Linked DNA regions of Homo sapiens: region 2 is linked to region 1. Evidence: chromatin contacts called from ENCODE Hi-C data. All regions are on one chromosome and are shown on one strand. The core of a region is the stretch at or near the end of the contact, and the rest is flanking DNA. Distances in the headings are between cores, read along the strand shown.

The links. A loop is a pair of places that touch in the nucleus more often than their neighbours do. Pooled maps may share reads with other maps.
Region 2: a pooled map shows a loop between it and region 1 (12-fold over the local background). The contact joins the promoter of ELL here to the promoter of IER2 in region 1. A Hi-C loop is called at or near these places in 2 of 37 single-sample maps with no recorded cell type and 5 of 50 pooled maps.

What each region holds. Positions count from the first base shown.
Region 1 is chr19:13,143,864-13,151,675 of GRCh38, forward strand. It overlaps IER2 (immediate early response 2), which reads left to right and starts at 6,548. Exons shown (of 2, transcript NM_004907.3): 1 at 6,548-6,689. STX10 (syntaxin 10) reads right to left here and starts at 6,512. Exons shown (of 8, transcript NM_003765.3): 1 at 6,276-6,512; 2 at 5,865-6,034; 3 at 5,636-5,730; 4 at 5,166-5,228; 5 at 1,425-1,532; 6 at 901-1,007; 7 at 714-808; 8 at 195-623. The coding sequence starts at 6,310. The coding sequence ends at 547. RefSeq lists silencers at 6,023-6,072, 6,113-6,272 and enhancers at 6,393-6,592, 6,613-6,682.
Region 2 is chr19:18,518,292-18,525,189 of GRCh38, forward strand. It overlaps ELL (elongation factor for RNA polymerase II), which reads right to left and starts at 3,779. Exons shown (of 12, transcript NM_006532.4): 1 at 3,630-3,779. The coding sequence starts at 3,764. RefSeq lists silencers at 2,463-2,512, 3,243-3,552 and enhancers at 2,768-3,283, 3,284-3,799, 3,943-4,272.

The DNA of each region.
Region 1 (7,812 bases), core at 5,298-7,797:
AGCAGAGATTGCACCACTGTACTCCAGCCTGGGTGACAAGAGTGAAACTCTGTCTCAAAAAAAAAAAAAGAAATCCGGAACACGCACATGTGCACACACACACTGGAGCACTTGTGCAAGCAGTGGCTTAGAATGGGAGTCCCAATCAGGGCTCGGTCACGCATTTGCAGTCAACACACACCACACGACACAAATACGTATAAAAAAGGCTGACATTTTATTTCCAGGTTGGCACGTGTATAAGGCACAGGGGCAAATGGCTTTGGGGTCCTGGAACTGGAAATGGAGACAGGTGTGTCTCAGGTGTCCCTGCCTCCACCACCCCCTAAGTGCACTTGAGACAGGACCAGTGGTGGTGGTTCCAGCCCAGGGTCCTGAAGGGTCCCACTGGCTCTAGGGGAGAGCCATGGGGACAGCTCCCCAGGCGGGACCCTCTACTCTCCAGCTACCCAGGAGGGACCCTCTCCTCCTAGGGGGCGAGGCCAGCTCCAAAGTGCTTGGTGGCTCCCCAGGCTTAAGGGACCAGCCTGCCAGGGAGGGCTGGGGTCAGAGAGAGAATAGTAAGATGAGAACGAGGAGAAGCACCCCCACTAGCACGGCGATGGCACACCACTGTCGGCGGTCTGGGAACGAGAAGGTCAGGGGTCACGGGGAGAGGGTACCACCTACAACCTGCCCCCACCAGGACTGACCCCTCCCCTGAGGGGACTCACCACTCGTCATGTGGGATACTTTGGCCAACTTCCTGAGGACCCCGTCCATGCGGGACTGGGTGTGGTCCATCTCTTGGGCGAAGGCATCCAGCATGCTGCCAAGAACAGGATGGCATCAGCCCCAGATGGCCCAGACACACCAGGGTGGCCGAGAGCCCCTGGCCCACCCCCAGGGTCCTGGCCTCACATGCCCTGCTCGTCCAGCTCTTCTCCAACGCGGCCGGACATGTGCTTCAGAACCTGGATGCTCCCAGACACCATCTCCAGCTGTTGATCCTGTTCATCCATGATCAGCTGCAGAGCGAAGGGGTGGGAGATGCTGTTGAAAACGACCCCAGAAGGCCAGGCGCTATGGCTTATGACTGTAATCCCAGCACTCTGGGAGGCCGAGACAGGCGGATCACTTGAGGCCAGGAGTTCGAGACCAGCCTGGCCAACATGGTGAAACCCCATCTCTACTAAAAATATAAAAATTGGCCAGGCATTGTGGTGGGCGCCTGTAATCCCAGCTACTAGGGAGGCTGAGGCAGGAGAATCACTGGAACCTGGGAGGCGGAGGTTGCAGTGAGCTGAGATCGCGCCACTGCACTCCAGCCTGGGCGACAAAGCGAAACTCCATATCAACAACAACAACAACAAAAAGGGACCCCAGACCTCAGATCAGTCTGCAAGGCTCTCCCCTCCCAAGATCCACCCCGCTGGCCCCAAAACCTGCTGTGTGGCCTGCTGCTCCTCGATGTAGCGAGATGTGGCCGAGACTGCGCTGGCATCCAGCAGGTCGCTGGGTGACTTCTGGGCAGCTGGCTTGCCTGCGAGTATCTGCAGGGGCACACAACATAGGCTCAGGGAGAGACCCCAACTCACAGCGGGGCCTGTGGGGCAAATCCCCACGGTGGTAAGTCAGGGGGGCAGACTCTGGGGCAGGACAGCCTGCATTCCCCACTCACCACTTACTAGCAAGGTGACCCAGAGACCCCATCATTTGGCTTCCTTGTGCCTCAGTTTCCTCATCTGTAAAATGCAGAGAGCAGGATGGGGCATGGTAGCTCATGCTTGTAATCCCAGCACTCTGGGAGGTGGAGGTGGGCAGATAACTTGAGGTCAGGAGCTCGAGACCAGCCTGGCCAACATGGTGAAACCCCATCTCTACTAAAAATACAAAAATTGGGCCGGGCACAGTGGCTCACACCTGTAATCCCAGCACTTTGGGAGGCCGAGGTAGATGGATCACGAGGTCAAGAGTTTGAGAGCAGCCTGGCCAACATGGTGAAATCCCGTCTCTACTAAAAATACAAAAATTAGCCAGGCTTGGTGGCGGGTGCCTGTAATCCCAGCTACTAGGGAGGCTGAGGCAGGTCAGAATCACTTGAACCTGGGAGGCTGAGGTTGCAGTGAGCCGAGATCACACCACTGCACTCCAGCCTGGGTGACAGGTTAAGACCTTCTCTCAAAAAAAAAAAAAAAAAAAAAAATTACCGGGTGTGGCAGTGCATGCCTGTAATCCCAGCTACTTGTGAGGCTAAGGCAGCAGAATCGCTTGAACCTGGGGGGCGGTGGTTGCAGTGAGCTGAGATCGCACCACTGCATTTCCAGCCTGGGTGTCAGAGTGACCTTGCCTCAAAAAAAAAAAAAATAAAATAAAATGGGAAGAGCTAGAATCCGTGTTTCCTGGGTTGAAATGAGGATTTAAAGAATTAATTGATGGGGGACACTTACAGCAGTGCCCAACACATAGTAATGCTAGTAAATGTCACATTTTACTATTTGTTTATTTTTGGGGGGATTTTAGCTGGGATTACAGGCACCTGCCACCACATCCAGCTAATTTTTGTATTTTTACTAGTGATAGGGTTTCCCCATGTTGGCCAGGCTGGTCTCGAACTCCTGACCTCAAGTGATCCACCTGCCTCAGCCTCCCAAAGTGCTGGGATTACAGGCGTGAGCTACCATGCCTGGCCCAACAGATGTTTGTTTGTTTGTCTGAGACAGAGTCTTGCTCTGTCACCTAGGCTGGAGTGCAGTGGTGTGATCTCGCCTCACTGCAACCTCCACCTCCCGGGTTCAAGCAATTCTCCTGCCTCAGCTTCCCAAGTATCTGAGATTACAGGTGATCACCACCACGCCTGGCTAATTTTTGTATTTTTTGTAGAGACAGGGTTTCATCATGTTGGCCAGGCTGGTCTCGAACGCCTGACCTCAGGTGATCCACTTGCCTGGGCCTCCCAAAGTGCTGAGATTTTAGGTGTGAGCCACCGTGCCCGGCTCCAACAGATGTATTTTAGAGTTTGGACTTGAATTCCCCCAAGGCAGCACATCTGGAAGGCACGTGGGCACTGCTATGGGATGACAAACTGGGAGGAGCCTCAGTCCCCCACCCTCCCCGACCCCACGTACGCTTATGAGGGAGAGAGAAAGGCTGGTGGTTCTCAACATATGAAAAATATCAACAGAGAACACCAAGAGAAAAAGTGGACTGACAGAGGTGGTTGGGAGAAACACAGAAACACACACACACACACACACACACACACACACACGGCAGGCACATTACAGAGGAAACTAGCAGATATTAGGATATGAGGGGGGAAAATGCAGATACACTCAGAGGCCAAGTGCACGCACCCAAATAGGTTAGGTGCATGCACAGATGAAAAGGCGGGGGCGGATCACCTGAGGTAGGGAGTTTGAGACCAGCCTGGCCAACATGGGGAAACCCTGTCTCTACTAAAAACACAAAAATTAGCTGGGCATGGTGGCACACTCCTGTTGTCCCAGCTACCCAGGAGGCTGAGGCAGGAGAATTGCTTGAACCCGGAAGGTGGAGGTTTCAGTGAGTCAAGATTGCACCACTGCACCCCAGCCTGGGCAACATGCCAAGACTCCATCTCAAAAAAAAAAAAGGAAGCTGGCCGGGCGCGGTGGCTCACGCCTGTAATCTCAGCATTTTGGGAGGCTGAAGCTAGTGGATCACAAGGTCAGGAGATCAAGACCATCCTGGCCAACATGATGAAACTCCGTCTCTACTAAAAATACAAAAATTGGCCGGGCGTGGTGGCTCACACCTGTAATCCCAGCACTTTGGGAGGCCGAGGCAGGTGGATCACGAGGTCAAGAGTTCAAGACCAGCCTGGCCAAGATGTTGAAGCCCCGTCTCTACTAGAAATACAAAATTTAGCCACGCATGGTGGTGGGTGCCTGTAATCCCAGCTACTCGGGAGGCTGAGACAGAATTGCTTGAACCCGGGAGGCGGAGGCTGCAGTGAGCCGAGATCACGTCACTGCACTCCAGCCTGGGCGACAGAGCAACACTCCGTCTCAAAAAAAAAAAAAAAAAAAAAAATTAGCCGGGTGTGGTGGCATGTGCCTGTATTACAGCTACTCAGGAGGCTGAGGCTGGAGAATCGTTGAGCCCAGGAGGCGGAGGTTGCAGTGAGCCGAGACTGCGCCACTGCACTCCAGCCTGGCAACAGAGTGAGACTGCATCTCAAAAAAAAAAAAAAAAAAAAAAAAAAGGAAGTTATGTGCGATGGCTCACGCCTGTAATCCCAGCACTTTGGAAGGCTGAGGCAGGCAGATCAGTTGATGTGAGGGGTTTGAGACCAGACTGACCAACATGACAAAACCCTATTAAAAATACAAAAATTAGGCCAGGCGCAGTGGCTCATGCCTGTAATTCCAGCACTTTGGGAGGCTGAGGCAGGTGGATCACCTGAGGTTGGGAGTTCAAGATCAGCCTGACCAACATGGAGAAACCCCGTCTCTACTAAAAATACAAAATTAGCCAGGCATGGTGGCGTATGCCTATAATCCCAGCTACTCGGGAGGCTGAGGCAGGAGAATTGTTTGAACCCAGGAGGCGGAGATTGCGGTGAGCCGAGATTGCACCATTGCACTCCAGCCTGGGCAACAAGAGTGAAACTCCATCTCAAAAAAAAAAAAAAAAAAATACAGAAGTTACCCTGGCATGGTGACGAGCACCTGTAATCCCAGCTACTTGGGAGGCTGAGGCAGGAGAATCGCTTGAACCCAGGAGGCAGAGGTTGCAGTGAGCTGAGATCAAGCCACTGCACTCCAGCCTGGGCAACAGAACAAGACTCTGTCTCAAAGAAAAAAAAAAGAGTAAAAGGCAGGCATGCGTCCTGGAAACAGGTGCACACAGGACAAATGGCATGGAAGCAGAAAGGAGATAGGTACACAGGCCCCCAGCCCTCTCCTGCAACAGGAAACCAGTATAGACCCAGAGGACACAGTAGAGAGGAACCCACGGACATATACACATAGAGAGGTTCAGGTGCACACACCGAGAAAGTGCAGGCAGGTAGACAGCAAGAAGATAACTGCCCACAGAGAGGACGGGCACTGTCGCAAAAGGGACAGGTGAACACGCACAGAGGGATCTGGCTTGGTTACCCCCAGGGGCTCAGGTGGGCAGGGTGGGTCAGGAAGGCTTACCTCTCTGTTATTCCTCTCCAAAAATGCTACGGCTGTTGGGCTGACCATATGGTCCTTCATTTCCTGGAGGTAAGGACAGCATTAGGGAGGAAAGACACTCAGGCTGGGCGCGGTGGCTCACGCCTGTAATCCTAGCACTTTGAGAGACCAAGCCGGGTGGATCACCTGAGGTCAGGAGTTCGAGACCAGCCTGATCAACATGGTGAAACCCCGTCTCTACTAAAAACACAAAACTTAGCCGGGTATCGTGGCAGGCACCTGTAGTCCCAGCTACTCAGGAGACTGAGACACAAGAATCGCTTGAGCCTGGGAGGCGGAGGTTGCAGTGAGCCGAGATTGCAACACTGTACTCCAGCCTGGGCGACAGAGCGAGGCTCTGTCTCAAAAAAAAAAAAAAAAAAGAAAGAAAGAAAGAAAAAAAAACACACTCAAACCTTCCCCCACTCCCCGCCTGCAGGACCTTTCCTGACCTGGACTGCCTCTCGCATCCGCTCCACGAACACCTTTCTCTCCTGCAGGTCCCCGGCTGGGAGCTTGAACTTGCCTGGGTTGGCTTCCACTATACGTGGGCTGAGAGTCAAGGGTCAAGGCCGGAGCCAGATATCATCCCCGTCCCTAGGGGTCCAGCCCTACCCGAAGGTGGGCTGCCACCGCAATGGGCTCTCCCATGCCACCCTCTGCCACAAAGCCCCAGGATATCGATGGTCTCTTCCAGGTCCTCGAGGTCCCACTCGATGCTGCGCAGGCCATTCCGCAGCTCATTGGTCGTCCAGTCCAGCTCCTCGCGTCCGACCGCCGCGCTTTCCTGCAGGAGCTCGCACCAGCGCTGGTACAGCCCGCGGGCCGTGTTCACCGCCTTCTGCACCTCGCTGCGGGCAGGGGCACGGCGGGCGCGGCTGGGGGCAGGCGGTCCTCCCGCCTGCCTCTGCCCCCGACTGCAAACCCAAACGCATGGGGGACTCCGGAGACCCCTATATACCCCTGCGTGCGCCTCCCACTCTGCACCCCGACGGCCTTGCCCAGCCCGCCGGGCACGCTGGGGCCGGCACCCGGGCACTGGCTGGCTTGGGTACAGAGCACCCTCCGCCCTCCCCCGTCGTTGTCACTCACCCTCGGACTACAAAAAAGGGGTCTTCGAGAGACATGTCAGTCCCTTCCCCCCCAGGCCGAACCCCCCTCCCGGCCTGGGTTCGCGGGCTGGTTCCCTCCCAACCGAGGAGAACGCGCCGCCACCCCCGCCCCCGTCACGCCACCATCGAGAGCCGGACCGCCAGGGGAGAAAGAGAAGCCTCGGAGGCCCGACGTGCGGACACTTCCGCCCTCTCCTCAGCCATCTTGGTTGTGGGCAGAGGCAGCTTCCGGTGCACATGCCCCCGCCCCTTAGCCCTCTCGTGCCGCACCGTAGGGGGCGGTGTCGGAGTTCTGTCTGGGCCTATTCGGGTCCGAGTTCGGAATTTCGGTTCAAGGCCCAGTTCCTCGGATTGTTCCTGCGCAACTTCAGTTTCCCTTCCAGGCACGGGCAATGTAAATAATGATAGCCTCCCTCATCTCTGGCGGCTGGGTATTATGGCTGGGGAAGGGGCTCATTCGATTCGTTGAAGCTTTTCATGGACTCCCTGAGCTGGCACCTGGGAGATCGTCCCATCCCAGGGTCCCGAGTGTCAGGTTTGGCTAGGGTCTGGGGGAGAGGTGGTCCTCCCTTCTCCCTGCGGGGGCGCGGTGAGGAGCGGGCCTGCTCCTCCGGGGAGTTCTGCCGCATTCTCCCAATCTCTTTCCTGAGAAGTGGCGGAGTTGGGGGCACTTCGAGGTCGCCTTGGGGCGAGGTGGTCGTGAGGGGGTCCCAGATATGCCAGCAGCGGGGGGAGGTCACCTTTGAGAAAGTGCGTGGAGGTGGGTTTCTTCAGAAGCGCGGAGTCTTTCTGGGTGCGAGCCTGGGGGTAGCGGGTGGTGGCTTTGAGGATGGTCTCCAGGGGGGCCCTCTGTGTGTGGGGTCTCCGTCTGGGTAGGGGCCAGGAATATCAGCGGAGGGACTCAGGGTCGTCCCTATGTGTGACAGTGGCGCTGTGTGTTGGGGAGCTTCGGGAAAGCACTTTTTTTGAGTGATAGGGGGCCTGGTCTCCCCTGGAGGGTGGGCGGGTTATCTGAGGGAGTCCTCGGAGGGTCGCCCCCTTGCGCGTCAGAGTTGCTGCGTGGGGTCTCAGAGATAGCGCCTGGGCTGGGGAAATCATTGTGGGGTCTCCGTGGTAAGGTTAGCGGGGTGGGGACGGCCTGCGTCTTCGGCAGGTCGTCGCAGTCTGGCACCATCGTTGAATGGGGACGAGTTTGGGAAGGGTATTTTAGGGGGGAATAACTTTTGAGTTCCCAGCGTGCGGGGGAAGGGCGGGACGGGAGGGTGTCCCAAGGCCTGAGAAGATCAGTGTGGGGCAGGGGTCAGGAATAACCTGGGAGGGGGCCTTGTATGGGGGAAATAATTGGGAAGAGGAGAGATGGGATGAAGGGGGCCTCAGCGGGTCGTCTCCTGTGTATGCAGGGTCGTTCTGCAGCGTCTCTGGGAGATGGCGTCCCTGGGAGCCCTCAGGTCGCCCCTACCCGCTGCGGGGTGCTTTCCTGGCGTCACGCCTTCCTGGCCCCTGGAGGGAAGGAAGTG
Region 2 (6,898 bases), core at 2,529-5,028, 5.4 Mb after region 1:
GCGTTTGAAATCAGCCTTGGCAACATAGTGAGACCCCGTCTCTACAAAAAAATTTAAAACTTAGCCAGGTGCAGTGGTGCACACCTGTGGCCCCAGCTACTCAGGAGACTGAAGCAGGAGGGTGGTAGTTCGAGGCTGCAGTGAGCTATGATCATGCCATTGCACTCCAGCCTGGACAATGGAGCAAAACCCTGTCTCAAAAAAAAAAAAAAAGGGGGCCCAGCGTGGCGACTCAAGCTTATAATCCCAGCACTTTGGGAGGCTGAGGCAGATGGATCACTTGAGGGGTCAGGAGTTTGAGACCATCCTGACCACATGGTAAAACCCCATCTCTACCAAAAATACAAAAATTAGCCAGGCACGGTGATGCGTGCCTGTAATCCCAGCTACTTGGTAGGCTGAGGCAGGAGAATCACTTGAACCCGGGAGGCGGAGGTTGCAGTGAGCTGAGATCACGCCAGCGCAATCCAGCTTGGGCGACAGGGCAAGACCCTGTCTCAAAAAAAAAAAAGGAAAGAAAAACTGCACAAAGTCCAAGGTAGAGTGAGAAGGCCAGCAGCTATGTGTACTGCTGCGCCTTTACCTTCCACCACGCTGCTCCAGCTGGCTACCAGGTCAACACCAGAGCCCTCTGGGGAGAGAAAACAGGAGGGCTTCTACCTGGGCTGTTCCCAGAGCTAGGATTACCTGCTCCTGGGAGCCACAGAGAAAGTTCCACAGCAAGTTCCTTTCTAGCCCCTGCCACACCTGAATTTGTAAAAGCCTCTTCACAATTAAAAACTAAAAATAGGCCGGGCACGGTTGGTCACGCCTGTAATCCCAGCACTTTGGGAGGCCGAGGTGGGCAGATCACAAAGTCAGGAGATCGAAACCATCCTGGCTAACACGAAAAATCGCACCACTGCACTCCAGCCTGGACAACAGAGCAAGACTCCGTCTCAAAAAAAAAAAAAAGAAATTAAAAATAAAAGCCCTCTCCACAAGTTGCAATTGGCAAACTATATAACCACAGCATCGAGGAATACAAAACTCTGGCTTCTGGGTGATAGAGTTGTCCACATGAGAGTTTGTCCATAACCAGTATATTTCTCTGGTTACACAATCAAGTTCTTCAAGCCACCTTCCTCAAGCTCACTACCCAAAACCACAGAGAGCACGGAGCTGCCGTGCCTTAGAAAAGTCCATCCACTATACTGCCCCATGGGCAAGATTAAATTCGAAAGTAGCCAAGCTGGCTGGGAGCAGTGGCTCATGCCTGTAGTCCCAGCACTTTTAGAGGCTGAGAAGGACGGATCACTGGAGGTCAGGAGTTCAAGACCAGCCTGGCCAACATGGCAAAACCCTGTCTCTACTAAAAATACAAAAATTAGCCGGGTGTGGTGGCACGTGCCTGTAGTCCCAGCTACTCGGGAGGCTGAGGCAGGAGAATCGCTTGAACCCGGGAGGCAGAAGCTGCAGTGAGCCGGGATCGCGCCACCTCAATGAAGCCTGGGCAGCAGAGTGAAACTCCATCTCAAAAAAAAAAAAAAAAAAGAAAGAAAGAAAGAAAGAAAGTGGCCAAGCCACTTAAATTACCAGACAGCTTTTTGAGAAAAATCCAAGTTTGAATCACCCCAAAATATAATCCAGCCAGCCAAGTTGCTCTGGATGGCTTGGAAAAGTTCTTCTAGGAAGCCCCTCCTGGCTGGTCAACACACTGCCCTACACAGCTGGGCTCCGAGCCAGAGGAGTTTAACAGTCCACAGTTACCTTCACCCTAACATGAGGAAGATCCAGCTTAGAGAGGGGATGTAACCAATACCCTAAAGTAAAAATAGCAGTGTGACAGCATGAGGTGGACACACAGGCGGACCTTCTGGACTGAAAAGCAAGCGAGGGCAGCATCAGAGAGAAGGCGGAGCTCCTGGTTCCTAAAGCACAGAAGACAGTGGTGACCAGGTACCAAGTCCATCGTAGTTATATGACTCACGAGCTCTCCCCCAGCTGTTTCTAGGAAAGCCTGCCTTCCTGCAGGACAAGTCAGAATCGCTCAGGGAAAAAGACCCAGGGCCAGAATTCTACCAGGAAGAGAGGCTCTGGCTGGTCATGGGCCAGCAGCTGCTGTCGCTGCCACTGTCTCCTCCTCACCTGCAGGGGCGCCTTAGCCTCATCTTGGGGAGTCTTTTTGACAAGGTGCGAACTTGCTCTTTCAAAAAAAAATGAAATCCTCATTCCATGAAGGGGAAAACTGCGACACCGGGACAGGGAGGAAATTGCCCAAAGACATGGGAAGAAGCACGGAAGGGGTGGGCACCGGGAGAGTGGTGGAAACGAAACAGGGGGAAGAAATTCTCGGCTTAGCTAATGGAGCTGAACAAGTTCGGGGCAGGAAGAAAGCCACATTCCTTCCTAGTTAGTCTCCCTCCTCCCCCGCCCGCGGCACCCCCCCACCCCCACCATCAACAGTATACACAAACACACACACACGCAGGGAGCAGGGCTCTCTGAGCCCGAGACTAGACCCACCCCCACTCCCTTTAGGGCAATGAAGCCCCCAATTTCCAGAAAAGGAGTTACAAGGTTCCTAAACCACTTCCCCTCGGGACCTGACCACTGGTCATCTGCAACTTCTGACCCAGCACAGACGGGGGGAGGGGGGGCCATGACACAAACAGAAATGAAAAAGGCAGGTTTCTGACCACGGCCCCAGATGCGCCCCAAAGTCAGGCCCAAGAGAACATACACAGCAGCCTCCCCTCCCCACCACCAGCCAGGTGGCAGAACCGAAACGCCTCAAACTTCCCCCAGATGGGCCCAAATCGGCCTCTGAGAAGTTCCAGAGTCAGCGGCCAGATGTGGTAGCCAGAGCTTCCTCCTGGGTGGCAGGGATCCCCTACATGTGCCCTGAGGATAACATCACAGCCGCCCCCAACACTTCCACTCTCCAAGGAACCTCTCTCCGGAGAGAGAGGGTCACCTGGGGGTAAGGGGAGCAGAAAGCTGGGACAAGCTGTCAGTTTCTGCCCAAACTCCCCGTCCCAAGAACCAAAGTGGCCCAACCTGAGTGGCTTCATCGGAACGCGTCAAAGCCAGCCCCCAGCTGCAAAGCCTTCCACCCAGACAGAACAGACCCCCACAAGTGCCTCGCTGACCACCCCCTGCCGGGCACCCAGACGATCGCTGCTTCCCAGGAGGACAGACACAGTCACCCCCACCAACGGCGCTGCCCCGGCCCCAGATGGAAAAGCCCCCAGCTTCCCCCTATCACGGTGCCGGGACCGTGCGGCCCACCGCCTCCTCGCCCCGCCGCCAGGTGCGCAAACTGGACCCTGCCCAGGTGCCCAGCAGGCCAGAAAGGCCCCGGACGCCGCCAGGTGCCGACACCGACGCCCCCCGGGCCCGGCGCGCGAGTCTGGGCCCCTCAGCAGCCCCGGGCCACCCGCCTGTATTGCCTCCTAGTGCTGAGAAGGAACGCGGTTCTCAGCGCTCCAGGCCGGACTGGCGCCCACTCCGCGCCCCGCCGGCCCAGGGACCCGCGAGCAGCACCACAGACCTAGCGTCTCCGAGCCCGGACGCCTCAGTGAGGGGAGCGCGAGGCCGGCCCGCGTCCGGACGTTCCCCACTGGCGCGCCGGGCGCCATGCCACTCACCTGTCTGGCGCGGTAGCTCTCGAAGGCCCTCAGGGCACTGTCGGTGAGCTTCACGTGGAACACCGACACCTTGCTGCCGTCGCTAACCCGCCCGCACGACAGCCCGTAGCTCCTATCCTCCTTCAGCGCCGCCATCTTGCGACCATCTCTCCCCCGCGCCCCCTTCCCGGCTCCAGCGCCGCCACGCCGGCCACGCCCCGCCCCGCCGCCCGCTGACGCGCTGCATTATTCATGAGACGCGGCTGGCCACGCCCCCCGAGTCCGACCAAACCAACAGTCGCCGCCACACCGGCAGGCAGCGCACTACATTATTCAGGAGACGCGCCTGGCCACGCCCCATGAGGGCCCCACAAGGCCCACAGTCAACGCCCCAAGTTGTTGCATATTCATAAGGCACTTATGGCCCCGCCTCTTCAGGCCCTAGGGGTGGCCACTTCCGTGAACGAACTCCGCCTCAACACGCGCACCCCTCCAGGCCCCGCCTCCATAGTATTATACATAACCCTGACTCAGCCAGCCAGGCGCGTCAAAGCCCCGCCCCTACAGCCGCTGACGTGATGCATTATTTATGAGATCTCTACAGTCTTCCGTCTTTGGCTTCTGTGGAAAGCCGCAGAGAGGGCGTGGAGGGGCGGAGCCGGCTCGAAACACGTGGGTGGGTAGGCCCCGCCGCGGGCCGGGAGGGTGGGCGTGGCTATGTAAACGGAGCGCGCGCGTTGGACGCTGGGTTGGACACATAAGGCATCCCTTAGGCGGGGTGGATGGGACTTCCACCCAGGGAAGGTGCTGGACCGGTAGGTGGAAGAGGAGCTGGTAAACTTTTTCTTATGAGATGAGTACTTTTAATAGGATAAAATCCTACATCCCCACAGTCCCTGAGCGATGGTGCAGTCCAGCTTCATTTTCCTATTTTAATTTTTTTTTGAGGGGTCTTGCTGTGTTGCCCAGGCTGGAGTGCAATGGCGCCATCATGGCTCACTGCACCCTCGACCTCCTGAACTCAAACTGATCCTCCTTGTCTGGGTCTGCTGAAATGCTAGGATTACAGGAGTGAGCCACCAAGCCCAGACTTCCATTTTCTTTTCTTTTCTTTTTTTTTTTTTTTGAGACGGAGTCTTGCTCATCAGCCCAGACTGGAGAACAGTGGCGCTATCTCGGCTCAATGCAACCATCGTCTCCTGAATTCAAGCGATTCTCCTGTCTCAGCCTCTCGAGTAGCTGGGATTACAGGCGCCCGCCATCATGCCCAGCTAATTTTTGTATTTTAGTAGAGATGGGGTTTCACCATGTTGACCAGGCTGGTCTTGAACTCCTGACCTCAGGTGATCCGCGCGCCTCGCCCTCCCAAAGTGCTAGGATTACAGGCGTGAGCCACCTCCCCCAGTTTTTGTTTGTTTGTTTGTTTTTAGACAGAGTTTCGATTTCCTTGCCCAGGCTGGAGTGCAGTGGTGTGATCTCGGCTCACTGCAACCACCGCCTCCTGGATTCAAGCAATTCTCCTGCCTCAGCCTCCCGAGTAGTAGCTGGGACTGCAGGCGCCCATCACAACGCCCAGCTAATTTTTTGTATTTTTAGTAGAGACGGGATTTCACCATGTTAGTCAGGCTGGTCTGGAACTCCTGACCTCAAGTGATGCACCCACCTCGGCCTCCCAAAGTGCTGGGATTACAAGCATGAGCCACTGTGCCCGGCCAGCCTTCCATTTTCTAAAAAGCAACTTCATTGAGTCACATTTTACATATAAAATATATTCCCAATGCTGTGTAGCTGTCACCACTATCTAATTTCCGAGATTTTTTTTTCTTTTTCTTTGAGACAGAGTTTCACTCTTGTTGCCCAACCTGGAGTGCAACGGTGCCATCTCAGCTCGTTGCAACCTCCGCCTCCCAGGTTCAAGCGATTCTCCTGCCTCAGCCTCCCGAGTAGCTGGGATTACAGATGCCCACCACCACGCCCAGCTAATTTTTGTATTTTCAGTAGAGACGGGGTTTCACCATATTGATCAGGTCTCTAACTCCCAACCTCAGGTGATCCGCCTGCCTAGGGCTACCAAAGTGCTGGGACTACAGGCGTGAGCCACTGCGCCTGGCCAAGGGAGGAGCTGGCTTGGAGGGCCAACCAGCTCGCTCTGTGATCTTGTGAAAGGCACCTCCTGCTTCTGAGCCTCTGTGGATTCACTTCGGAAACAGGAAACAGCAATAAGAGCAGTACTCAGGACCTAGCAAGGTGTCTCACACCTGAAATCCCAGCATTTTGGGATGCCATGACGGGAGGATCGCTTGCACCCAAGGGCTTGAGACCAGCCTGGGTAACAGGGCTAAGCCCCCTCTCTACAAAAAAATTTAAAAAATTAAAAAAATTAGCCGGGCATGGTGGAGCACCCCTGTGGTCCCAGCTACTCCGGAGGCTGACATGGGAGGCTCTCTCAAGCCCATGGGAGGTTGAGGCTGTAGTGAACTATGTTCGCACCACTATATTCCAGCACTCCAGCCTGAGTGACAGAGTAAGACCCTGTCTCCAAAAAAAAAAAAAAAAAAAAAAAAAAAAAGCCAGGCCCCCAGTGGCTCACGCCTGTAATCCCAGCACTTTTGAAGGCCGAGGGGGCTGGATCATGAGGTCAGGAGTTCGAGACCACCACGACCAACATGGTGAAACCCCGTCTCTGCTAAAAACACTAAAATTAGCCAGGCATGGTGGCACACGCCTGTAATCCCAGCTACTCAGAAGGCTGAGGCAGGAGAATAGCTTGGACCCAGGAAGCAGAGCTTGCAGTGAGCCGAGATCGTGCCACTGCACTCCAGCCTGGGTGACAGAGCAAGACTCGGTCCCAAAAAAAAAAAGTATTTCTCCACGTCTACTTTACATTTGATTCCCCAGTGGATCTCAATGAGACCCCAGGAAAAATAAGGCAGAACTTATCAGACGTTGGCATGCTCTGCAGAAGTTTCTTTTTTTTTTTTTTTTTTGAGACGGAGTCTCACTCTGTCGCCCAGGCTGGAGTGCAGTGGCACAATCTCGGGTTCACTGCAGCCTCCGCCTCCTGGGTCCAAGCGATTCTCCTGCCTCAGCCGCCCGAGTAGCTCGGGTTACAGGCACGTGCCACCACGCCTGGCTAATTTTTTGTATATTTAGTAGACGGGGTTTCACCGTGTTAGCCAGGATGGTCTCGATCTCCTGACCTCATGATCCGATGATCCGCCTGCCTCAGCCTCCCAAAGTGCTGGGATTACAGGCGTGAGCCACCATGCCTGGCCTTTTTTTTTTTTTTT